Linked DNA regions of Homo sapiens: region 1 is linked to region 2. Evidence: chromatin contacts called from ENCODE Hi-C or POLR2A ChIA-PET data. All regions are on one chromosome and are shown on one strand. Each heading gives the region's core, a stretch centred on a gene start or an enhancer-like site at or near the end of the contact. The rest is flanking DNA. Distances are from core to core; before and after follow the strand shown. Region 1 holds the start of ITGB5 (integrin subunit beta 5). Region 2 holds the start of ZNF148 (zinc finger protein 148).

Region 1 (4,375 bases), core at 1,174-3,673, 490 kb after region 2:
CCCGACTGGGTCTCCCAAAGTGCTGGAATTACAGACATGAGCCAACGCGCTGGCCCCATTATTTATAATCACTGCCTCTCAAACTGGCATAAGAGTAGCTCCAAGGCCACTGACCTAAGAGACAGGTAGCTCCAAGATAAACCCAGGACAGCTCCTGTAAAATGTTTAGGGACAAGCGTTTTACATCAAAACAAACATGAGGATATTATAGAATATGTTAACCCCAAATATCTGAGACCAGTCTCAGTCAATTTAGAAAGTTTATTTTGCCAAGGTTAAGGATGTGCCAGTGACGGGAAGTCCTGACAATATGTACCCAAGGTGGTCGGGGTTACAGTGTGCTTTTATACGTTTTAGGGAGACATGAGACATCAATCAATATGTGTAAGACGTACATTGGTTTGGTTTTGTAAGGCAGGACAACTTGAAGTGGGGGCTTCCAGGTTAGAAGCAGATAAGAGACAAAAGGTTGCATTCTTTTGGGTCCTTGATCAGCCTTCCACTGAATACACAATTTAGTCTGGCTCAGTGAATCTGCATTTTTACATAAACAATAGGCCAGAGGGAGCAATCAGGTATTCATTTGTCTCAGGTGAGCCTCAGAGGGATGACTTTGAGTTCTGTCTGTCCTTTGTCCAAAAGGAATTTCCTGTGGGTAAATTGTGAGGGAGGTATGTAGCTTCTTAGCTATCTTAATTAGGCATAAAATGGGAGGCAGGTTTGCCTGACACGGTTCCCAGCTTGATTTTTCTCCTGGCTTAGTGATTTGGGGGCCCTGAGATTTATTTTCCTTTCACAAATACTATAAAGGAGCTTGCTATGGACTGCTGCATCTTTGCCCCCAGGCACACTATATTGTACTTCAAGAAGTTTACTTCCTCAGGCATTGAGGCACCACCTTGTTAGAGTTTGGGAGGAGGCCAAGAAATAAAGGTTAACATCCAAACTCCTTGAGCTGGGCAGTTAGGACAGTTTTCCACTGGGCCCTCCAAGCCATTCTTCCACCAGGTCCCTGGCCTGCAAAGGTGAGACCCCTTTGTTCTTTCCCCCTTACTGCTTCAGTTTTAGCCAAGCCATGCTGCACTTTTGAACGAGGCATCCTAGCTGTCACTTCCTCCAGCAGTTAACCCCTCTGTCCCTCGGTTCCTCAACTGGATAACAGTAGGGTTGTCGGAGGATGAAATGAGTTAATATGGGTAAAGGACTTAGAACAGTGCCTGGCTGGCAGTGTGCTCTCTGTACTTGGTAGGTATTCTATCGTTATTTTCCCCTACCTGAATGTCGCCTCTTCTCTTGCCTATCAACCACTCCACTCTAAACGCACTTGTAGCGAATCCAAGCCCAAGGCATCCTTTCCTGCACCATCTGAGGAAGACCCCACCCCACTCTTTATTGGCTAGTTCAGATCCAGCTTATATGTAAATGATAAGATGAAAGCCTGAGCATATGTTTTTGAGTCTATCAGTTTGATCATGGAAACTGACAGATTATCAGTAAGGACAACGAAATATAGCGGCATATTGGCCAGTCTCAAATCCTTGAAAGGTGCAAAAGTTAAAAAGTGAAAAGTGGGCCGGGCACGGTGGCTCGCACCTGTAATCTCAGCACTTTAGGAGGCAGACACAGGAGGAATGCTTGAGCCCAGGAGTTCAAGACTAACCTGAGCAACACAGCGAGACCCCCATCTCTACAAAACATGTAAAAATTGTCCGGGTGTGGTGGCGCGCGCCTGTAGTCCCAGTTACTCAGGAGGCTAAGGTGGAGGAACCTTTGAGCCCAGGAGGTCCAGGCTGCAGTGAGCCAAGACTGGGCCAGTGCACTCCAGCCTGAGTGAGAGCAAGACGCTGTCTCAAAAAAAAAAAAAAAAGAAAAGAAAAAGAAATGTAGGTTTTACTTGTGCCTCCACGCCCCACCACGCCCTCCCTTGCTCATCCAGAAGTCGCTTTGCGGTTCCACGCGCGGGCGTCTACGTCCCATCTCAGGCCGCCGGCAGTGAGGCTTTGGGAGGATGAGGCGGTACCGGCACGACCCCCGTACCTGCTCTCCCTCTCGCAGTCTAGCAACCGCCTTTGGCCCAAGTAATCTCGGCTCGCCTAATACAGCGTGCCCCGCCCCTTTCCCGTGGCGACGGGCGGCTAAGCAACGGGAGCGGGCTCTACTCAGTGGTTTCGAGCCCCCCACGCCCCAAGTGAGTCGCAAGCGACTTCCACCTGGGCCCGTAGGGCCTCCGCGTCCCGGGCCGGTCCCCGCACAGGGCGGAGCTGGCCCGGCCCGGAGCTCGCCCCGCCCCGCCTCACCGTAAGCTGACCGTGTGGCGGCCGGGCGAGGGCCTGGCAGGGGAGAGAAGGGGAGGAGAAAGGAGAGGAGGAAAGTGGAGCCTGGCGGGCCGGAGGGAGGAAGGGAAGGGGCGGAGGCCAGGGGCAGAGTGTGCCGGCGCGCGGGGGAGTCTCGGCGCTGGGCGCGTCTCGGAGCCCAAGTCGCGGCCGCCGAGCGGAGCCAGCCCCTCCCCTACCCGGAGCAGCCCGCTGGGGCCGTCCCGAGCGGCGACACACTAGGAGTCCCGGCCGGCCAGCCAGGGCAGCCGCGGTCCCGGGACTCGGCCGTGAGTGCTGCGGGACGGATGGTGGCGGCGGGGCGCGGGCCAGCGCGGGCGCCGTGAGCCGGAGCTGCGCGCGGGGCATGCGGCTGCGGCCCCCGGCCCTCGGCCCCCGCGCTCCGGCCCCAGCCCCGGCCGCCGGCCCCCGCGGAGTGCAGCGACCGCGCCGCCGCTGAGGGAGGCGCCCCACCATGCCGCGGGCCCCGGCGCCGCTGTACGCCTGCCTCCTGGGGCTCTGCGCGCTCCTGCCCCGGCTCGCAGGTAAGCCGCGCCGCCCACGGCGCCCAGAGAAACTTTGTCGCACACTCAGCCGCGGGCGGGCGTCTCGGAGGGGCGGGGAGCGCAGGCGGTGCCTGAGGGCGGAGGGCGCCTTCGGGGCACTCCCTGGTGGGCCAGTCGCTGGGGGACAGCCCCGCGGGGCGCTCCCCGCGCGCAGCCCCGCCGGGCTGTCGTGAGTCTCCTGTTCCCTCCCGGGCTGAGGAGGAGCTTCCCTTCCTGTGTAAACAGGCTGGCCGGCCTGCTGACCTAGCCCGCCAGGGCCCGCGCCCAGGGCACGGGGAGGACCGCCGCCAGCCCTGCCTTGGGGCCCGGGCTCTCCGTTGGCGGGCACAAAGCGGTCCTTGTGGCCGGCCGGGAGCGGGCGGGCTGCTGGGGGGATGCCGTCGGTGCCCTGTTCCCGGAGAAGCAAGGGAGTCTCGAAACCCCAGCCAAAGCCCGGGGCCACCTCCACTCCGGAGGGCTCGCCTCCTGGAACAGCGGGTGCACAGGGCCCACAGCGAATCCTGGAGTTCGCTGCGCCTAGGCTAGCCGCCTGCCTTTGAAGATGCAGCCCCCACCCTCCCCGCCCCCCGCCTGCTTCCTCCTCGCCTAGGCCACCGCAAACCCGAGGGGGCACCCGCGTCCCAAACCACAGCCCCACCTGGGACTTCCCTATTAAATTCCTTCTGCCCGACTTTATCCCGCGATTTGCACACGCTCGGAGCCTCACACTCCCCTAACTGTGGAGGATTCTGGAGCAGAGGACAGGGGCTGTGGAGATTGCCTTAGCCCGACGCTGCGGTGGGCTGGCAGCGTTGCAAGGATCCCTCGGTTACCTGCTCTAACTTTTCAGAGTTGGGAGATGATTGGACGTGGTAGTTTGGAGGCCCTCGAGGAAGGATGCACTTGTTTGGGATGCGGATTTTCTCCTTTCTTTTAGGAAATAATAGTGCTCTATTAACTTTCAAGCCGGAGATACTTGATTGCTCTTGTGAGCCAAGTGGTTGCCTGGCTGCCCGAAGGGAGGACTGTTCCCCCACGGTGTCTCATTTACATGAAGGCAGTGGAGGTTTAGGTTTAAGAGCGGAGGAGGGGTCTGAGCAAACAATAACTTCGTTCAGACCCTAATTCAAACTTAATACTGTAGCAAGGTTTTTGGTTTTTGTTTTAAATGGGAAAATAATCACTCCAGAGCTTGGAGAGTAGATGAGTGGATTCCAAACACCCATCCGGCAGCCAGTGCCCATCACGGATATTTTCATGGGTCCCTAGGGAAAGCGAGGAGCAGGAAGATGTAGCCTGCATCACACAGGAATGTATTGTTGTCAACGCTCCCCTGCTCCACAAGGACTTTCCTTTAGTTTGAAATTAGGCACTTTTTCTTTTTTTGGTGGGAACATTTTCTTTTAATACTTCTTAATAATATTAGTAGTTTTTAATTTTGGCAAAATAAGAAAATCTGACAACCCTATGTTAAGCTCCCCTTCTCTTTTTCTGTTTGTTTCTTTTGTTTTGTTTTTA
Region 2 (4,359 bases), core at 932-3,431:
TTGATCTTTGTAGTCAAGGATAATTATTTCAAAACAATTATGTAATCCTTTCCATTTTTTCCTTTAAACACCTTTGTCTTCCTTTACATCCCTGAATATGCGGTTAACTGTGATGTGTATATTTTCATTGCAATGCTCTATTCCCAAATAAACATTATTTTCTTTTAGAAAGCCTCTCTGTTATTTAGGTTGACACTGATTTTGATGTCTTACTAGAGCTTTGTAAGATGTCACCATTGGGGAAAGCATGGGACTCTGGACTATTTTTGCAACTTCTTGTGAGTCTATAATTATTTCAAAATAAAAAGTTAAAAAAAAAAAAAAGGAAAAGTAAGTAGGCTGAGTACCTACGGGTGGTGTTTAGGGAAGTGAGCAAGAGGAGCATGGAGAGCCAACCTGAAGCTGAGAAGTTTTTCCAGTTTAACTTATAAAGGACCTAAGCTTGCTCCTCACCATCGCTTTTGCTGTTACTATCCCTGTAGTGCTCTTCGTTCTGCCCATTTTAGACAGCTGTTTCTCTATCGCTTGTTAGGCTGCTGAGCAGAGAACTAGATCTATTCCTAATAGCAAACCAATCAATCCTAGCCCATTGGATGTAACCTCCAGGCCTTGAGCCCTTTTCAGTTATTAGTTTTCCCACTGCCTAATACTGAGAGTCGGCTTTCTTGCTGCCAGAGGTGTTTTTCATTATGACGTCTGAATTTGATGCCACTGCGGGTGCTAGAAGTTGCCAGAAGGCTGTCCTCCAGATAACTGTCCCTTGGCTCTAACTTGTGTCATTGTTTTGTTGCAATTAACATTCAGAATATGTGCGGTCATCTTATTAAAATTTATATTTTTTAATGGAGAAAGCACACAGAGAGAGTTGATTGTGGAGCTGTGGTTTACTCTTGCTCTTAGTTACCTGTGTCTAAATTAAGCTGAACCTCTGGGCCTTAGCTATTTCTAAACAGGCATCACGATTTACTAAGGTTAATGCCTGAGGGAACATTAACCTTGCAGACACTAATCTAATTCAGTGTCATCACAAGTGCATAATGCAGGAGTTTGGAATTTTGCCAAAAAGCACTATTCAAATGAACATTTAGTTGGCAAGGGGTGGGAAGGCGGGTGTGGAAAAGGGAAGGAGAACACCAGAAATGGCTCTATAGATATTTTCATGCCTTTTCTTTTCCCTCTCCCCTCAAAGGTTACGTTTAAGTATTGCAGAGAGGCGCTAAATGGAATCTTCATATTATTATGAAGAAATCCCAATGAACGCGTTTTATCCCACGGCAAGTTCCAGATGCTCACAATTACTCAACATTCACTGAGCATCTTTTATGTTATATGGCTGACCTTGTGCTAGGGTGTGTACACAAAGATGAGTAATTGTAAACGATGGCAGTATGCAGAAGCACCTCAGGGCGCCTAATGTTAGCTGACGAAGGCACCATTAAGGAGGTCACAGTTTGGCTAAAGGGCCCCCAAAGGATGAGACAACTGTGTAATCCTAGCTCTATAGAGATCATTACCAAGTCTTTGCCATACAAAGTTTGGGCTTCAGGTGAAATGAGAAGGGCAAGGTTCTGCCCAAGAGGGTCCAGGGCCGGATCTCTTGATCTGTGTCTATGCCCACACCCTGCATCTCAGCTTGCAGACACTAATAGGGTTTGCCAGTTTCAAGGGCGCAGGGCTACATCTTCCGGAAAAGGTGGCATTTGAAGGTGGTAAGAGGCCAACGACTGGAGGTGGCGGCGAAGGGCTAGGTAAGACAGAATAAATGAAAAAGCCAAGACATTTCTGGCAAATAACCTTTCACCTAGGTCCCCGACCCTTCCATTTCCCCAGGCCTGAAACGCTCCCGAATCCCCGAGTCCTCCACTTTCCAAGCGCTGGGCATTGGTTAAGGCTGTAGGAGCAGGGAGTCCCCCGCTCTAAGAGAGTTCCTCAGTTCCGATCTTTTTCAAACCGCTTTCCTCCCAGGCCCAGCCTGGGGGGCCTGCGGCTCGGGTCCAGCTTCCACGGCCACCCTGGGCTGGTGACACGCAGGCGCCGGAATCGAAGCCACGCTGTGTCTTTCCAGCCAGGTCTCTGCGCCAGACGAGGGCGGGCGCCGCGGAGCGCTTCCCGTGTGCGGGGCTTCCCACAATGCACCGGGCCGGCAGTGGCGGCGACCGCGGCGGCGCTCTAGCTGCGGCATGTCTGCGTCTCTACTGCTCTGGGAGGAGGAAGAGAAGGAGGAAGAGGAGGAGGAGGAGGAGGGGGAGGAAGAGGAGAAAGGCGCAGGGGTGGGAGCTGTTGCCGAAGCTGCCACAGCAAAAGTTCTCCCCCCTCCCCCCTTCCCCTCCTCTCAAGGCCCCTAGAAAGGTTGGAGCTGCCGCCGCCTGCAGTCGGTGACCGCGCGACTCGGCGCCCGCCCGCGGTAAAGCGCTCGGCCTGGCAGGCCCGGGCCCGGGGGAGGGCGGGGGAGGGGGAGGGGGCGGCGCGCGGGGGGAGCGCGCGGCGGTAACGGCCTGACCCCGGGGGGAGCGAGCCGTGGCGAGGCTGGGGGTGGCCAGGGGGCCAGCCGAGGCCGAGGGAAACGCTGGGGCTGGCTGGGGGACGTGAGGAAGCAGGGCGCGGAGGGTGGGTTGGGGGGTTGAGGAGGGATAATGACGGGGGTGGCGGAGGCGAGAAGGCGGCCTCCGAGGCTGGAGGCGGGTGTCAGAGGTAGGGGAGGAGGTGGGATGTTTGCACGGGGAGGCCGGAGGGTGCTGGGTGTGGGTGTGAAAAGGCTAGGGAGACACCAGGGCTCTGTCCACCGTGCCTGGTGCAGTGCTTTATGCACCGCAGGCCTCAGTCACTGTTGCTGCCGGAGTGTGCTCTTTGGGAGAAGGGAAGGGCAGGGGTTGGAGAAAAGGGAATGCTTGCAGGAAACGTAGTGGGAGTGCGAACAGGGCGAGGGGCCGGAGGAAAGATGCCGGAGAGGTGGAGGAATGCGGGGAGGTGGCTGTGGAGGAGTCTTGAGGATTCTGGGGGGTGTTCATTGTGCAGATACGTTAGGTATTTCATTATGGAAAGAACTGAAGCGTTTCTCAGGGAAGGAAAGAAGGGAGATAGGAGTTCCCGTGAATAGAAAGGATCGCGTTTGAAGCAAGAGGGAGTGCTAAATAGTAGAGAAGATGCAGGGAATGCATAATAGAATAGACAGATGTAGTATAATTAATAAATATTGGCCTAAGTACTGAAGAGTTATTCCAGATGGGCCGGGATGGCCTAGTTCCGAACCTGTGTGGGCTGTTCAGTAGATGACATCTGGTAAGTGTGGGTCTGGGCCGTGGTTGGGGTCACTGAGAATTAGATTTTAGTCTGTAGTTTGGTCTGTGACATTTTAGACGTGCACCAATGAGTATGAGAACCTCTGAAGCAGACCTTGAGAAAGGGTCTGGCCTGTGGGGATTCCTTAGGCTATGGAGCTTCGATTTTAGAAAATTTGAAGTATTAACACTTACCCGAGGTTGGGTAAATACTATCCTGGCAAACGCTGGAATGGAAATTAATTGACTTGGTGGTTTTCTTCACTGCCCAGTTTATCTGGTCCAGGAGAATTGGTGCCGTATTATTCAGCCTGGATTGCAGTACACAAGATTATAATTAATGGTCGGGGGGAAGACATGCTTGCTGGCTCTTCTTTAGATACTTCATTTGTAGCTCAAATTAGTTGGCTGGATTGGTTCCATAAATCTGTGGCTGGTGGGAGATCTTCTGCCATTCACAGTTCCTGAAGTGAACTGTGAGGGAGTTCTCCAGTGAGAGAATACTCTCATTCAGGCATGATGGCATTGAAGAAAACGTATCAGCCAGCAAAGTGTGGGCCTGCAGAATGGAGGAGCTAGAATATCTGTTTTGGTTTTAGGTTGCAAGGAGGTCAGGACTAGTTATCAGAAGGTCTAGGGGAACCTAGGAGACTGGACGACTCTAGAGCCAGGTTGGAGGGAGGATTAGCATCTCTATGTCAGGAAATGAACCAAGCTCTCTCTGGATTTGCTGAGCTCACACCAGACCAGATTTCCAAGAGGGAACTCTGGGCTAGAACCATACTCTTAAAAACTACCCGGATATTATTCACCTTTTATTAAGAAAAAACTATATACAGCTGGGCGCGGTGGCTCACACCTGTAATCCCAGCACTTTGGGAGGCCGAGGCGAGCGGATCACCTGAGGTCAGGAGTTTAAGATCAGCCTCGCCAACATGGTGAAACCCCATCACTATGTGAAACCCCACCATGCCAGGCTGGTGTCGAACTCCTGGCCTCAAGTGATCCGCCCGCCTTGGCCTCTCAAAGTGCTGGGATTACAGGTGTGAACCACCATGCCTGGCCAGGTCTTTTTTAAACA

Evidence for each region. Hi-C counts contacts between places; a loop is a spot of excess contacts on that map. ChIA-PET counts read pairs that join two places held with the same protein, here RNA polymerase II (POLR2A). Pooled maps may share reads with other maps.
Region 1: a loop to region 2 is called in a pooled map, with 4 times the contacts of the local background. The contact joins the promoter of ITGB5 here to the promoter of ZNF148 in region 2. A Hi-C loop is called at or near these places in 1 of 168 maps with a recorded cell type or tissue (mesothelial cell of epicardium) and 2 of 50 pooled maps. POLR2A ChIA-PET finds 5 or more read pairs at or near these places in 3 of 52 experiments (BJ, Panc1 and WTC11).

The regions. Positions count from the first base shown.
Region 1 is chr3:124,885,413-124,889,787 of GRCh38, reverse strand. It overlaps ITGB5 (integrin subunit beta 5), which reads left to right and starts at 2,423. Exons shown (of 15, transcript NM_002213.5): 1 at 2,423-2,857. The coding sequence starts at 2,788. RefSeq lists enhancers at 163-1,047, 1,048-1,930, 3,699-4,375 and silencers at 2,045-2,484, 2,945-3,034.
Region 2 is chr3:125,373,147-125,377,505 of GRCh38, reverse strand. ZNF148 (zinc finger protein 148) reads left to right here and starts at 2,181. Exons shown (of 9, transcript NM_021964.3): 1 at 2,181-2,404. It overlaps LOC105374080 (a long non-coding RNA gene), which reads right to left and starts at 2,080. Exons shown (of 3, transcript XR_924427.3): 1 at 454-2,080. RefSeq lists enhancers at 1,857-1,906, 2,017-2,286 and a silencer at 2,397-2,446.